Linked DNA regions of Homo sapiens: region 2 is linked to region 1. The links are chromatin loops, found by intact Hi-C in ENCODE. Cell type or tissue: natural killer cell. All regions are shown on one strand. Links, peaks and the distances in the headings refer to the core of each region. The heading gives the core; the rest is flanking DNA. Region 1 overlaps CCSER2 (coiled-coil serine rich protein 2). Region 2 has its middle 10 kb from the start of GRID1.

Region 1 (6,989 bases), core at 849-5,848:
TTCTGGACCATCTAATTTGGGTAAATTCACCAAAGGCACATTATTAGGAAGGACTTCATATTCTTCGATCAATACTCCAAAATCACAGTTGAATGGATTTTATGGAAACCGATCAGCTGGTAGCATGCAAAGGCCTAGAGCGAACTCCTGTGCCACCAGAAGCAGTTCTGGAGAAAGCTTAGCTCAATCCCCAGACAGTAGTAAATCTATTAATTGTGAAAAAATGGTAAGGTCACAAAGTTTTTCACATTCCATTCAGAATTCATTCCTTCCACCTTCATCTATAACCAGATCACATTCCTTTAATAGAGCTGTGGATCTTACAAAGCCTTATCAGAACCAACAGCTATCCATTAGAGTGCCTCTACGGTCAAGTATGCTAACAAGAAATTCCCGGCAGCCAGAAGTACTCAATGGGAATGAACATTTGGGGTATGGATTTAATAGGCCTTATGCTGCTGGTGGAAAGAAGTTGGCTTTACCAAATGGCCCAGGTGTAACTTCTACTTTAGGTTATAGAATGGTTCATCCCTCTCTACTGAAATCTAGCCGATCTCCATTTTCTGGGACTATGACAGTTGATGGAAATAAAAATTCACCTGCTGACACATGTGTAGAGGAAGATGCTACAGTTTTGGCTAAGGACAGAGCTGCTAATAAGGACCAAGAACTGATTGAAAATGAAAGTTATAGAACAAAAAACAACCAGACCATGAAACATGATGCTAAAATGAGATACCTGAGTGATGATGTGGATGACATTTCCTTGTCGTCTTTGTCATCTTCTGATAAGAATGATTTAAGTGAAGACTTTAGTGATGATTTTATAGATATAGAAGACTCCAACAGAACTAGAATAACTCCAGAGGAAATGTCTCTCAAAGAAGAGAAACATGAAAATGGGCCACCACAGGATATGTTTGATTCCCCCAAGGAAAATGAAAAAGCCTTCAGTAAAACTGATGAATGGATAGATATAAGTGTCTCTGGTAAATATTACTTACCTTAAGTTTTTTTGCTTTCTTTTAAATAATATAACTGAACTTACATTTAGGATTATCTTCAGATAGATTTCAAGATATTATCAGTTTCACGGAGGGATAGATCTAGACAAAATTGAGGTGGGTTAACGTTTATTTTCCTGTGACTTTTGCTCCATACCCCATTTTTCACCCTATCCAAGACAATATTAATAAAACCACTCTTAACCTTTGTTGTTCTTTGGCTGTTATACACAGCCTATTCCTGCTTAGTATATGCAGTGCTTCTAAATGACTTCCCCTGCTTACCTCAACCAGTGTGGTATGCCATTAAACAAACCATCTCTTCTCTTAGGATAGCATTTCATTGCTATTTGTTAAGAGTAAAGCTGTACCAAAGGGTACAATGAGATAATATAGGTTATGTCTAATCTCACGGATTTTTTTATCCTAGAAAATTCTTCTTGTTTAGCAATTTTTTAGATACACTTCCTGAGAGAGCTTTATTTATTTATTAAACTGAAGAAAGTGAAATAATACCTGTTAAACATTTCCTCTTATGTTTGGTTATCCTGTTACTAAATGCTGGATAAAATGTATTTGGTATTTGTATGCCCATATACCTGAATAAAGAACAACTAAAGGGATTAGATATAGACATGTGGTATAATCAGGGGACTAGATCGTGCATAGAAATGCATGTACAAACCCTTGATTGTCTATAGGTCTTCTAAAAGAGACTGCCGGAACAAGTTTATTTCCTTATAGGGAGGCAATTATGAGTACCCTACATTATTTAATCTATGAAGTTAAATAGTGTACACAGAGGAAAAGGAGTTTCCTGGCCAGTGTTTAAAAATAAATATCTTGGGAAATATAGGAATATGAGGGTTTATTTACATTTTTGGAAATATTACAGAAGTGAAAGATGACTAAATGAATTTTCTTTTCCTCTATTAGAAAATATTTCAGTAGGTTATTTTAAAGATTTTGGCTCTTGATGTTTTTATTGCTTAGGATATAGAAAATGCTACAGTTATGAGTGCTTTTTTTGAGCCAGCTTTTTTGCTATGATATATCAAATTATTAGCACTTATATTTTTAGGACACGAGAAACAATTATATTTTTGTGAATCAGTAACCTTTTTTCTCTTGAAGACAGGAGTGAATGTACAAAACATACTTCTGGGAATAATTTGGTTTCACCAGATACAGACTACAGAGCTGGTTCTTCGTTTGAACTCTCTCCATCTGATAGCTCTGATGGAACATACATGTGGGATGAAGAAGGCTTGGAACCCATTGGAAATGTCCATCCAGTTGGGAGCTATGAGTCCTCTGAAATGAACAGCATAGTATGTATGGATTTATATACTCTTGGAATATTTTGTTTACCCTACTATAGAGAGACTTGTGATATGATTGATTTTGTAAAAAATTTATGAATTAACTTTACTACTTTGAGAAATGGAAATTCATATTTGTTAAGAGCCTATAAAATATCTGACTCTAATATGAAATAAAGCATGGAGAATATATGACATTTGACTTAAATATACTCAACATGTTTACATATATATTCCTCATACATATGTGCATACTATATTAGTAGTTTAATCTATGCCAGTGGTTCTCAAAGACTGGGGGAGGAGGTCAATGACTGGAGGTGGTTTTGGTTGTCATATTGATGAGTGCTTCTTGGCATCTAGTGGGTAGATGCCAAGGATGTTGTTTAACATCCCACAGTCCACAAGACAGAGACCACAATGAATTATCTAGCCTAAGATGGCAGTACTGCTGCTGTTGAGAAACCTTGGCCTGTGCTATACTGAGGTAACATTGAAGTGCCAACTCTCAGTGGGATAATACAATACAAGTGTATTATTTTACTCTTAGAAAGTTTGTTGTGGGTCTGGACAGCTCTCTAGGGCAGCTGTCTTTAGTGATCTAAACTACTTTGATTTTGGGGCTTGACCATCTTTTGAGGTCCCTTCTTTTCACTATGGCAGAGGAAGAGAGTGCCAGAGGGTCTCACACATATAATTACTTGCATTGGCCTGCAGGCAACACTTGGCACTTCCGTTCATGATCTGTTGACCAGAACTAATCATGTGGTCCCATCTGAGTACTAAAGGGACAGGAAGTGTAATCTTTGTGTGTGCCTGGAAGGCAAGGGAATCAGCTATGGGCAAGTGTTAGAAGACCTGCCATGAATTTATATGTGCATATTTTAAGAAACATGGCAAGTAATGTGGATAATATGCCATATGGGTAAAGTGTAATTGGTATGTTTAAAGTGACTCATTGCAGTTATTCAGTATATAAAATACGATTTTCCAGTAGTTGTATGGGAAAATTGGTAGTCTGTGGATATATTAAATTCCAAGTGGATTTCAGGCAATGTAATTTTCTATACTCCTATAAACCTTTTACTTAAGCCATTGTTAACGGAGGCTTAAATTGCACAAACATTTTTTTTAACCGTTGTCAACACCTTGCATACAAACATTTAATTTAGAGACAGTGTCTTCATCTCATTAGATAAAGGAGGCTCAGAAAAGATAACAGTTTAAGACCTTATATGCTGTCTTACTAGGAGTTTTAAGGCAAATATGATTGAAGTGCAAATGAAAAAGGTGTCCAGCAGATGGCAGCAATAAACCACTTAGTACCTGACAGTTTTTGGAGGCTAACCACCTTGATTCAGTTCATTGTTCCTGTAACTAATCACAAAATAGCTTTCTGTCAAAGATTTCAGAATGCATCTGGATTAACTGTTAGTCCTTAAGATCCATGAGTTTCCTCCTTGTTCAGTAGGTTTATGTCTATTGGTATGGGAAGAAAAAAACATCCATTCTGTGCTTTGGAACAAGATGGTGTTTCTGTCTTTCTCTTCTGATCTAAGGAGAAGATGACAAAGTCTGAGAAAGAATAGAGAGTTGATGGCAAAAGTTGAGAACCATGTGTTGAGTTCTCGTACAGTGATGTAGGATTTACCATTTTTGCTCTGAAGTTACGTGAATTTTTTGTTTTGTATAAATTTTAGGCGTGTACCTGTTCAGAATTGTTGGTTTGTTTTTTTTTTTTTTTTGGTGAATTGGACTTTCCATCATTACTTAGTGATCTTCTCTATCTCTAACTATGCTTTTTGTTTTCACACTCCTTTTTTTCCAAATATTAATATACCTTACCAGTTTTATTTATATATTTTCTCTTCTTTTACTATCAGCCTTTTTTATGTATAGCAAATAGTTTATTATTTTAAAATTTTCAGTTTGTCTTTTTCTTTTGACTAGTGAGTTTAATCCTTTTATGTTTGTATTGTTATACTTGGACTGTATTTACTCTGCCATCTTATTATTTTTATTTAAATTGTCTTGCTTTTTTTTTCTGTTTCTTTTTCTTTTTTTTTTTTCCTACAGTGGTTCAAAGTAGTATCTCTTACTTAACCCCTCAAGACCTTTAGCATATTCTCACTTTTCTTGTCTCTGCAACACTGCTTCTACCAGTCCAGGTAAAGATAAGGAGCTTTCACTAGAATGTACATCAACTGTGTCACTTCTAACACAGTTTAGTTCCACCCACTGTTCATTTCTGCTGACATTGTTTTTGTAGTAAGTCTTCCTTTTTGAAAGAAACAATGTGTTGATATACATTCTGATGCAATCTCCTAATCATGTCAAGGATCCCAACAAATAGTTTGTAGACTGATTACTTTTCATAACACCAGTCTAGAATCCTGGCTATTTATTTGTTTACATGCTACCAGTATTATGCAGAGGTCTGATTTACGTACAGTAAAATGCACAAATCTTCTGCAGACAGACCAGAGAATTTTGATAAATTTGTATGCTTGTTTGACAATCATCCATATTAAGATATAGAATACTCCCATCGCTCCAGAGTGTTCCCTTTCTGTTCCTTTCAGTCAGTCATTCTCTTACTCTGCAATCACTGTTGGTTTCGGTCACTATAAATTAGCTTTGACTGTTCTTGAACTTTATATAAATGAAATCATAAAGGTGCTGGTTTATATCTAGCTTCTTTTCATTAATATTATGTATTTGTCAGTTGTAGTTTCTTTACTCTTGTATCATATTCCTTTGTGTGAATATACTACAACTTATCTTATTGTTCATGGGCATTTAGGTTGGTTCCAGTTTCTGGCTATTAGAGTATTGCATGATTGTGAAGATTTTGATATATGTTTTTTTGGTGAACACTTATTCATTTTTGTTGGGAAAATGTGTAGGAGAGAGATTCCTGGGTTATAGGCTATGCTGATGGATAAAGATGCTGTCAGTGTTTCAAAGTGATTGTGCCTGTTTACACTCCCCACTGGCAGTAAATGAACATTCCGGAAAATTCACCTTCTTGTCTATTCTTGGTGCTTTCTGCCTTTTTGCATTTTTGCTATTTTGTGGGTATAGTAGTATTGCATTGAGATTTTGTCTTGTATTTTTTGATAACTACTCACAGAGCACCTTCACATATGTTTATTGGGCCATTAGGATATATCCTCTTCTGTGAAGTGTCTTGTGTTGGGTTTGTTTTCTTAATGATTTGTAAAAATTCTTCATATTTTTTGACATAAATATTTATTTTATATCAATATGTAGATGTTTGTATTCATGTGTATATTTACATTTTATATATGTAGAGTGTATTCTTTACTGTGAGTTGCTTTTGAAATCTCTTAGTGTCTGTTGATATAGAACTTACCAATTTTGATATTGTCCAGTTTTACAAGTTTTCCCTTTACCGTTACCACTTTTTAAAAAACTGTTTGTGAAGTCTTTTCCCACCTTAATATCATGAATATATGTTTCAATGTTTTGCTCTAAAAGCATTATTTATTTTTAACCTTTTACCTGTAGGTCTCTAGTCCCCATCTGGAAATTATTTTTCTGTATGGTGTGAGATAGATGTCACGATTAATTTATTTTAGTCATCTTTCCCCCACTGTACTTCAGGGTCATCTTTGTCATAAATCAGTGACTGCATATATAAATATTTCATTGCATAGACAAATATTTCTGTTTATTTTGTCAGTTATATGTTATTTTCATTATCGTAGCTTTAAAATAAATTTTGCTGCCTGGTAGGGTAAGTCTTCCAGCTTTGTTCTTTTCCAAGATTTCTGTAGCACTTCTTAACCTTTTGTATTTCCAATTAAATATTAGAATGAGCTTGTCCGTTTCCAGGAAGGACCTGCAGGGATTTTGAATGGGATTGCATTGAATTTATAGATGATTTTGGAGAGAATTGACATATTTATGATGGAGATATAGTCCTCCATTAATTTCAGACTTTAGAAATACTTCTTGCTAATGTTTTGTACTTTTCTATAAAATGTTATGCATGTTTGATTTTGACACTGTAAGTGGTACCATTTTTATAATTTTATGAGTTTTTGTTGTATATACAAATATACCTGATTTTTATCATGTATATTGGACTTTTCTAATAACCTTGTAAATTCATCTACTAGTTATAATAATTTGCCTTTGGATGATTTTGGAACTTGTATATACATTCTATAATCATACCATTTGCAAAAAAGTTGCCTCACCACCCCAGCGCTTGCCCTATTACACAAGTTAGGACCACCAACGTGATGTTGAATTGAAATGGTGATAGAATTTCAGAGAGAAAGCCTTAATAGTTCACCATTAAAGTTTTTGGGAGTTGAGAGGGAGTTTAATCAGAGTATGGAAATTCTCTTTTATTTTGTTTGCTGAATTTTTGTTGTGAATGAATATTAAGTTTTACCAAATGCTTTCTCTACGTCTGTTGAGATAATGAAGTTTTTTTTGTGTTAGTGTGGTAGATTGCATGGCTTGATTTTCAAATAGTAAACTACCTTTCCATTCTTAGAATACATTCACTTGGTCGTGATGTATTATCTTTTCAAATGTTGTTAAACTAGATTTTCTAATTTTTATATTTTAAAATTATTTTTTAAAATTAAATTTTTTTTTTTTTTTTTTTGAGACGAAGTCTCGCTCT
Region 2 (6,989 bases), core at 1,263-6,262, 2.0 Mb after region 1:
CAATGTGCTAGGCAACCTTGGGCAAAGTCCCTGACTTGCCAGAGATCTGTCTGGAAAATAGAGAGGGACCCAGAGATGTCTTTTGTTTTTGGGCTTCGTTTTTTTTTTGTTTTTTTTTTTTTTTTTTTGAGACGGTCTTGCTCTGTTGCCCAGGCTGGAGTGCAGTGGCATGATCGCAGTTCACTGCAACCTGCACCTCCCATGTTCAAGTGATTCTCCTGCCTCAGCCTCCCAAGTAGCTGGGATTGCAGGTGCGTGTCACCACGCCTGGCTAATTTTTGTATTTTTAGTAGAAAAGGGGTTTCACTAGGTTGGCCAGGCTGGTCTCAAACTCCTGACCTCAAGTGATCCGACTCCCTCAGCCTCCCAAAGTGCTGGGATTACAGGCCTGAGCCACCGAGCCTGGTGGGAGCTTTGATATGAGAGAACAGAAGAGGGAGTGGGAGGAGGCAGAAGCCCCCGGGGAGGCTCTCAGGGAAGGAGGGGAACCTGCATATGCTTAACCCTTGCCAAGCACAAGGCCTGTGCCCCACGGCAGCACACATGCCTCACTGTGGGGACAGGCAGTGGAAGGAGAAGGAGGTGGAAATGGGGAAAAAGGGCCTGCGGATCAGAGGCCATCGGCAGGCCTGCCACCCAGGTCCTCTCACTGTCTCCAAGACCAGGGCAGATCAACCACCAAGGGAAAGGGAGGGAGAAGCAGCCTCAGCGGTCAGAGGGGAGGGGCAGGGCTCAACCACTGAGGAACATTCACTGTTGCCTGCCGAGTGCCTGCTCACGGCCTGTTGGTGATTGACTCAAGACTTTGTGAGAATGGGACTTTTATCCCCACTCTACAGATGAGATCATCAAGTCTCAGAGCAGTAGTCACTGAACAGTTAATGAAAAATAGCCCCCAACAGATGTCCACATGCTAATCCCCAGAAACTGTAGATGAGACCTTATTTGGAGAGAGGATTTGCAGATTTGATTAAGTCAAACATCTGCAGATGAGGAGATGGTCCTGGATTGTCCAAGTGGGCCCTAAATGCCATCATGAATGTCCATCTAAGAACGACTCAGAGAAGGACGACACAGAGAAGACCATGTGATCACAGAGGCAGGGATGGGAGGGGTGCGGCCCCCTGCCAAGGAACGCGGGCAGCCACCAGAAGCTGAAATTTCATACAGCAGCCACAGGAAATGAACACAATGAAGAGGCCAGGACGCAGACTGAGATTAGCCTGACATGGCCCACCAGCCCTGCACATCGGAACAAATCCCAGCTCCTTTTGGGAGAAAGGCCCCAGGGCCAGTGAGTCCAGCCAGCCCAGCATGAGCCCAGGCTGCACACGCTCACCCCAGCAGCCACACAGCCCTCCTGGACACCAGCAAACAGAGAGAGTTAGGGCAGCCAGCAAGGCAGCCAGCAGACAGGTAAGGCCCTCCCAGGGACAGCCATGGTCCTGCACTCCACCGTGTCCTCTGAGGACTGCGCCAGCCTGCAAGGGCCTACAGGACCCAGGCGGATGGAAATTAGTGAGAGAGACCTCCAGGACCGCCGCACCCATAGCAGCTGTGTCTGAGCCTGGCTGCGACTGCCTGCCCTCTGCCCTCCATTCCCACATAGCAATCCACCCCAACCTTGTTTCTTAAAACACAAAAAGTCCTTTATTTCTTACACACAGAAGCTTGTTTTAATGTCTTGTTTGATTTAGAAAATGCCAGAAAATGTGAAGAAGAAAATGATGATAACCCATGACACTGCCTCCATGTTCTTCCCAAGTGGCCCATTCTGACCAATGAGACCTTGGCTGAAGCTCTGTTCACATAAAATAAAAGGCAGAGCCTCCGGAGGAGAAAGAGTTTGTTCCTCTGCCTTCCCCCTTCTTCCTGCTGGAAGGTAGACAGGAGACCCGGAGGAAAGCCTGCCGTCCTGTGACCTTCAGAAGCCAAGCAGGGCATGCACAGCCTGCGTTCCAGGAGGGCAGAGCGAGGCTGCTTTATCAGCCCAGGACACAGGAGCCAATCAGACCCTGGTCTTTATAAGCTTCTGCAGTGAATTTCTCAGTTTTTCGTAACTTAACACAAATCCTACCTGATACCACCAACCAGAAATAACCGCCGTTGACATTGTGATGCTCTTCTTCCCATCCTTTTTTCTATTCAAGTATAATTTTGAAAGAGAAACAGACAAAAATATTACTACCTGAAATTATTTTTCACCTCTTTCTTGCCTGTCTCCACCTATAGAAGGAAAGCCCAATAAGGAGGACGATAGTATTTATCTTATTTACAGTTGTATTCTCAGTGCCTAAAAGAATACCTGGCATGTCTCAAAGATACTCAATAAATGTTAAATCAATTAATTAGTGAATGAATGAACATTTTAATGTGAGCATTTCTCTCTGCTATGAAATTCTCTTCCAAAAATGTGATTTTTTTTTATGGCTGATTACAGTTCTATTCCATGGAGCTATCATACATTATTTAATCATTCATTTGCTATTGAATATTCTCCCCAATTTTTACCATTATAAACAGTGCTTCGGTAAAAAATACTTACACATGCATTTTCAGCTTTTATGCAATTATTTCCTTAGTAGAATAAATACCTAGCAGTGGAATTGCTGGGTCAAAGGTTATGCGTCATTTAAGTCTCTAATACATAGTTCCAAAATTGCCCTCCAAAGCTGTTTTTAAAACCAGTCTACGTTTCCATGGGCAATTCATGAAAGTGTCTGCTTCTCTGCACCTTCAGCAACACTAAGCGTTATTCTTTGTTTCATTCTTGATAAATGAAAAATTGCATCTCTAAGTTGTTTTAGGGTGCATTTCCTACCCACTGGGAACACTGACTGTTCTTTTGCCAGTGTGTGGCTCTTTGTGGGGTCACCTGAGGGTAGCGGCCTGCATCTACCATCATCTGTTGAAGGTCTGTGACCATAGAAGGGAGGGTCTCCTTGGCCTATGGGCCAGTGATCAAGCCTCTCCAGGAAATGTTGGGGAGAGTAGCCAAAGGCTAGACTTCTGGAGTCCACGAGATTTCCAGACTGGAATCATCTGGAATCATGGAGCTGACCTTCCTTCACAGGAGGCCGGGCCATCCCCGTGATCCCCTGCTAAGGGTCATGGTGGGCAGGACAGACACAAGTCCTAATGTGGACCCAGAGCCTGGTGGTTGGGGGTGAGGGGAGACCTTGGGTAGGCCCAGGCGAGGACTGGACGTTTTTGGGGACTGGCAGGGAAGGGAAGCTAATGCCAGGCCCTGAGACCTGGAAGGCTGTTACGGACTCTGAGATGCCCGAGGGAGTTGAATAAGGAGGAAGGAGGGGCCATCCAGGAAGCAGGCTGAGCACAAGCAAAGGCCCAGAGCAGGTTCAAGCATGGGGTGGGCTCAAGCCCAGATCAGGACCACACGGCCCGCGCATCCTCTCCGCCACACTCCCTCCCCAGAGGCCGCGCGCGCCCGCATGCCCCGCTCAGGCCCAGCTCGTCCGCAACCTAATGAAAGCCGAGGTGGGGGTTGTCCAAACATCTCCCGACCCTCACTCTGTGCCTGACCTGGGCCGCGCCCTGAGCCACCGCGCAATTGCCCACATTTCACAGATGGGGGGATTGTGCACGGACCAAGAATGGTCAAGGGCCTCCAGGCCCCACGAGGGGCCGAGAAATAGCCACGCGCGCCGGGGGTTTGAGGGCTGGAGAACCTCATGGAAGAGGCGGTGGGGCGCCCTGCCCCAAGAGACCCCGGGCTGAACAGAGACAGCGGTCTCCGGCCCCCGTGCCCGCCCTACTGGGCTGACGGCTACACGGGCTGGTCTGCCGATTCCGCAGGTGACAGCGCGAGGGACGCAGCGAGGGCGCAGGCCGCCGCGAGGCGCGGTTTCCAAGCCCAGTCGCCGGCGCCGCCCAGGAGCAGCCGCAGTGCAATGCTGCCCCCTGCCGGCAACCGCGGGAACGGGCCCCAGGCGCTGCCGCGCGAGCCGCCCCAGGAGGGAGGACCTGTCCCAAGGATAACCGCACCTCTACGTGGTCCGGAAGGCCTGCACGCTGATGGGCGGTGGGAAGCCCAACAGGGCCTGGTCTCAGTGAAAATAACAGCAATAGCCCACATTTACATAGCGTTTACTACGAGACAGGCACTATTTTAATGCTTTGCATACATTAACTCATGTAATCCTCACCCAATCCTTCACAAGGGAGGCGCTCTTATTATTCCCATTTTACAGAGCAGTAAATGGAGGCACAAGAGAGTTATGTAACATGCCCAGCTGGTATGTGGCAAAATAGGATTTGAACCCAGGCATTCTGGCTCCCCAGCCCACGTCTTTGAACTATCTGCCAGTCAGAAAAGCCAGTGGGGGATCCACTTTACACAGCCCAGCACCCCTGTGTAAATTCCTGCGGATTTCTAGAGCCCAACCCCCATGGTCAGCCCCTGCTGCAAATAACAGGCAGGCGTCCTATAGCGTGGATCATTAACCATTCTCCGTCTGGACCACACACGGAGGGACTGGGACCCTGGATTTCCCAGGGGTCTGTTGGAGACTGCCTGAGCCTTCCCTGAGAGCCTTAAAAGGCCAGGATCCAAAGAGGTGACCCCAGTGTCCTCCTCCTCAGGCCATCCAAGATCCGAAGCAGGAAGAGGGCCTGGGTGAGCTCAGCTTTTGTGAAGAGCTCACTGTGTGCAGCATCTGTCCTGGCAGCCCCCAGTTCTTGCCGCTTCCCCCTCACCCTGATTCCTGCCAAAGTTTCAGGCTCAGCTCTGTCAAAACAGTAAGTCAAATTGTGACAGTCCTACTTAAAGCTCTTTACTACAACTCAACAACAAAACCAACCTGATTAAAAAATCAGGCAAAGGACATGAATAGACGTATCTCCAAAAATGAGATATAAATGACCAATAAGCACATGAAAAGATGCTCAACATCACTAGCCATTAGGGAAATGCAATAAAAACCACAATGAGATACCACCTCACATCCATTACACACTAATCACAATCAATCAATAAATCAAGCAAGGATGTGGAGAAATTGGAACCCTTGTGAATTGTTTGTGGGAACGTAAGAGGGTGCAGCCGCTATGGAATACAGTAGGCCATTTCTCAAAAAATTGAAAATAGAACTACCATATGATTTTCAATTTAACCGAAAGGGTCAAAATCTCACTTAAAGAGTATATTAAGTGCAAAGTTCAAGGACAAGTGGTCCAGGAAGCAAAGATTCCAAAGGATGGAAGTCAGTGTAGATCCAAAGTGTAGAAGTTTAGGATCGTGCATACAGATAAAGTTTAGGGAAGCTTAACAGAACATTTAACATCTTTTTATGTAAGACTTAATACATAGTTACAATGATCTGATTAGTCAAGATGGTCTTTTTCTTCTGGGAAAGGTACACTTAACATTCCACACTGAAGATATAACTATCATGGGGTCTTGGCTGCTATCTGGTCTAAGTTAGGTACAGGACAATAAAAAAGGCAGTTAATTTATAACAAAGATCAGTGACTGGAAGGGGGGAGTTATGGTCTCTGGTCTCCCCTAGTCATTTACAGAACAAGAGCAATGAGTAAGAGAGTTAATTTCTTTCTTTTCTTTTTTTTTTTTTTTGAGAGAGAGTCTTACTTCGTCACCCAGACTGGAGTGCAGTGGTGTGATCTCAGCTCACTGCAACCTCTGCCTCCTGGGTTCAAGCAATTCTCGTGTCTCAGCCTCTCAAGTAGCTGGGATTACAGGCATCCGCCACCACACCTAGCTACTTTTTGTATTTTTAGTAGAGACGGGGTTTCACTATGTTGGCCAGGCTGGTCTCGAACTCCTGAACTCAAGTGATCCACCCACCTCGGCCTTTCAAAGTGCTGGGATTACAGGCGTGCTCCACCATGCCCGGCCTTAATCTATAATCTAAGAAGCAGGATTGCAAACAAGTTACATGAATGAGCCTTCCCCCTTGGTATAATAAATTTAGAGGATTCTGAAATTGTATTTTCTTTTACATGATCGAGCAATTCCACTATGGGTATATATCCAAAAGAATTGAAAACAGGTCCTCAAAGAGATATTTGTACACCCATATTTATAGCAATGTTATTCACAATAGCTAAAGGGTGGAAGAAACCCAGGCGTTCATCAACAAATGATGGATAAACTGTGGTCCATCCATGCAATGGAATATTATTCATCCTTAAAAAGGAAGGACATTTTGACACATGTTCCAACATAGACGAACCTTGAGGACATTATGCTAAATGAAATAAGCGCATCACAAAAAGACAAATACTGGCCAGGCTCAGTGGCTCATGTCTGTATCCCAGCACTTTGGGAGGCCAAGGCAGGTGGATTGTTTGAGCTCAGGAGTTTGAGACCAACCTGGGCAACATGGCAAAACCCCATCTCAACAAAAAATACAAAAAAATTAGCCGAGCGTGGTTACACACACCTGTGGTCCCAGCTTCTCGGGAGGCTGAGACAGGAGGATGGCTTGAGCCTTGAAGGCAGAGATTGCAGTGAGCCAAGATCATACCACTGCACTCTAACCCGGGTAACAGAGTGAGACGTCATCTAAAAAGAAGAAAAGAAAAGACAAATACTGTATGATTCTCTCATAGGAGGTACCTAGAGTAGTCATATTCACAGAGACAGAAAGTAGAATGGTGGTTGCCAGGGTCTGAGGGAAGATGAGAATGGGGAGTTGTTTAATGGGGACAGAGTTTCAGTTTGGGAAGATGAAAAAGTTCAGGAGATGGATGGTGGTGAGGGTTGCACAACAATGTGAATGTACCTAATGCCACTGAACTGTATGCTTAAAAATGGTTAAGATGGTAAATGCTATATTATGTGTATTTTATCACAATTAAAAATAAAAATAATATAAAATCACACAAACCCTTTGCTAGGCCCTCTGTCTGCAGAACAATGGTCAAGTTCCACAGCACTTAGGCTGTAGTGAATTTCTGCAGGACCGGCCCCAGGCAATGCCCCCTGCCCTGAGAGCTGCGCCATCAAA

Evidence for each region. Peaks named below come from ENCODE experiments on the same cell type or tissue, not always from the same donor. Only the 100,000 strongest peaks of a DNase experiment are listed, where the experiment ranks them.
Region 2: it touches region 1 in a loop (13-fold over the local background); 9 of 110 quality-filtered maps call a loop at or near these places.

Annotation. Positions count from the first base shown.
Region 1 is chr10:84,371,481-84,378,469 of GRCh38, forward strand. CCSER2 (coiled-coil serine rich protein 2) reads left to right here. Exons shown (of 10, transcript NM_001284240.2): 2 at 1-989; 3 at 2,139-2,335. Among named protein-coding and RNA genes, the nearest start is that of CCSER2, 46 kb to the left of the region's middle. In natural killer cell, for the core only: CTCF peaks have their summits at 3,630 (motif pointing right) and 3,829; a DNase peak (open chromatin) is centred at 3,641.
Region 2 is chr10:86,373,490-86,380,478 of GRCh38, forward strand. No RefSeq gene overlaps it. Among named protein-coding and RNA genes, the nearest start is that of GRID1, 10 kb to the left of the region's middle. RefSeq lists an enhancer at 3,585-4,127 and silencers at 3,605-3,803, 3,763-4,057, 3,907-3,956, 3,967-4,026. In natural killer cell, for the core only: CTCF peaks have their summits at 3,932 (motif pointing left) and 4,137; a DNase peak (open chromatin) is centred at 3,892; H3K27me3 peaks cover 1,719 bases.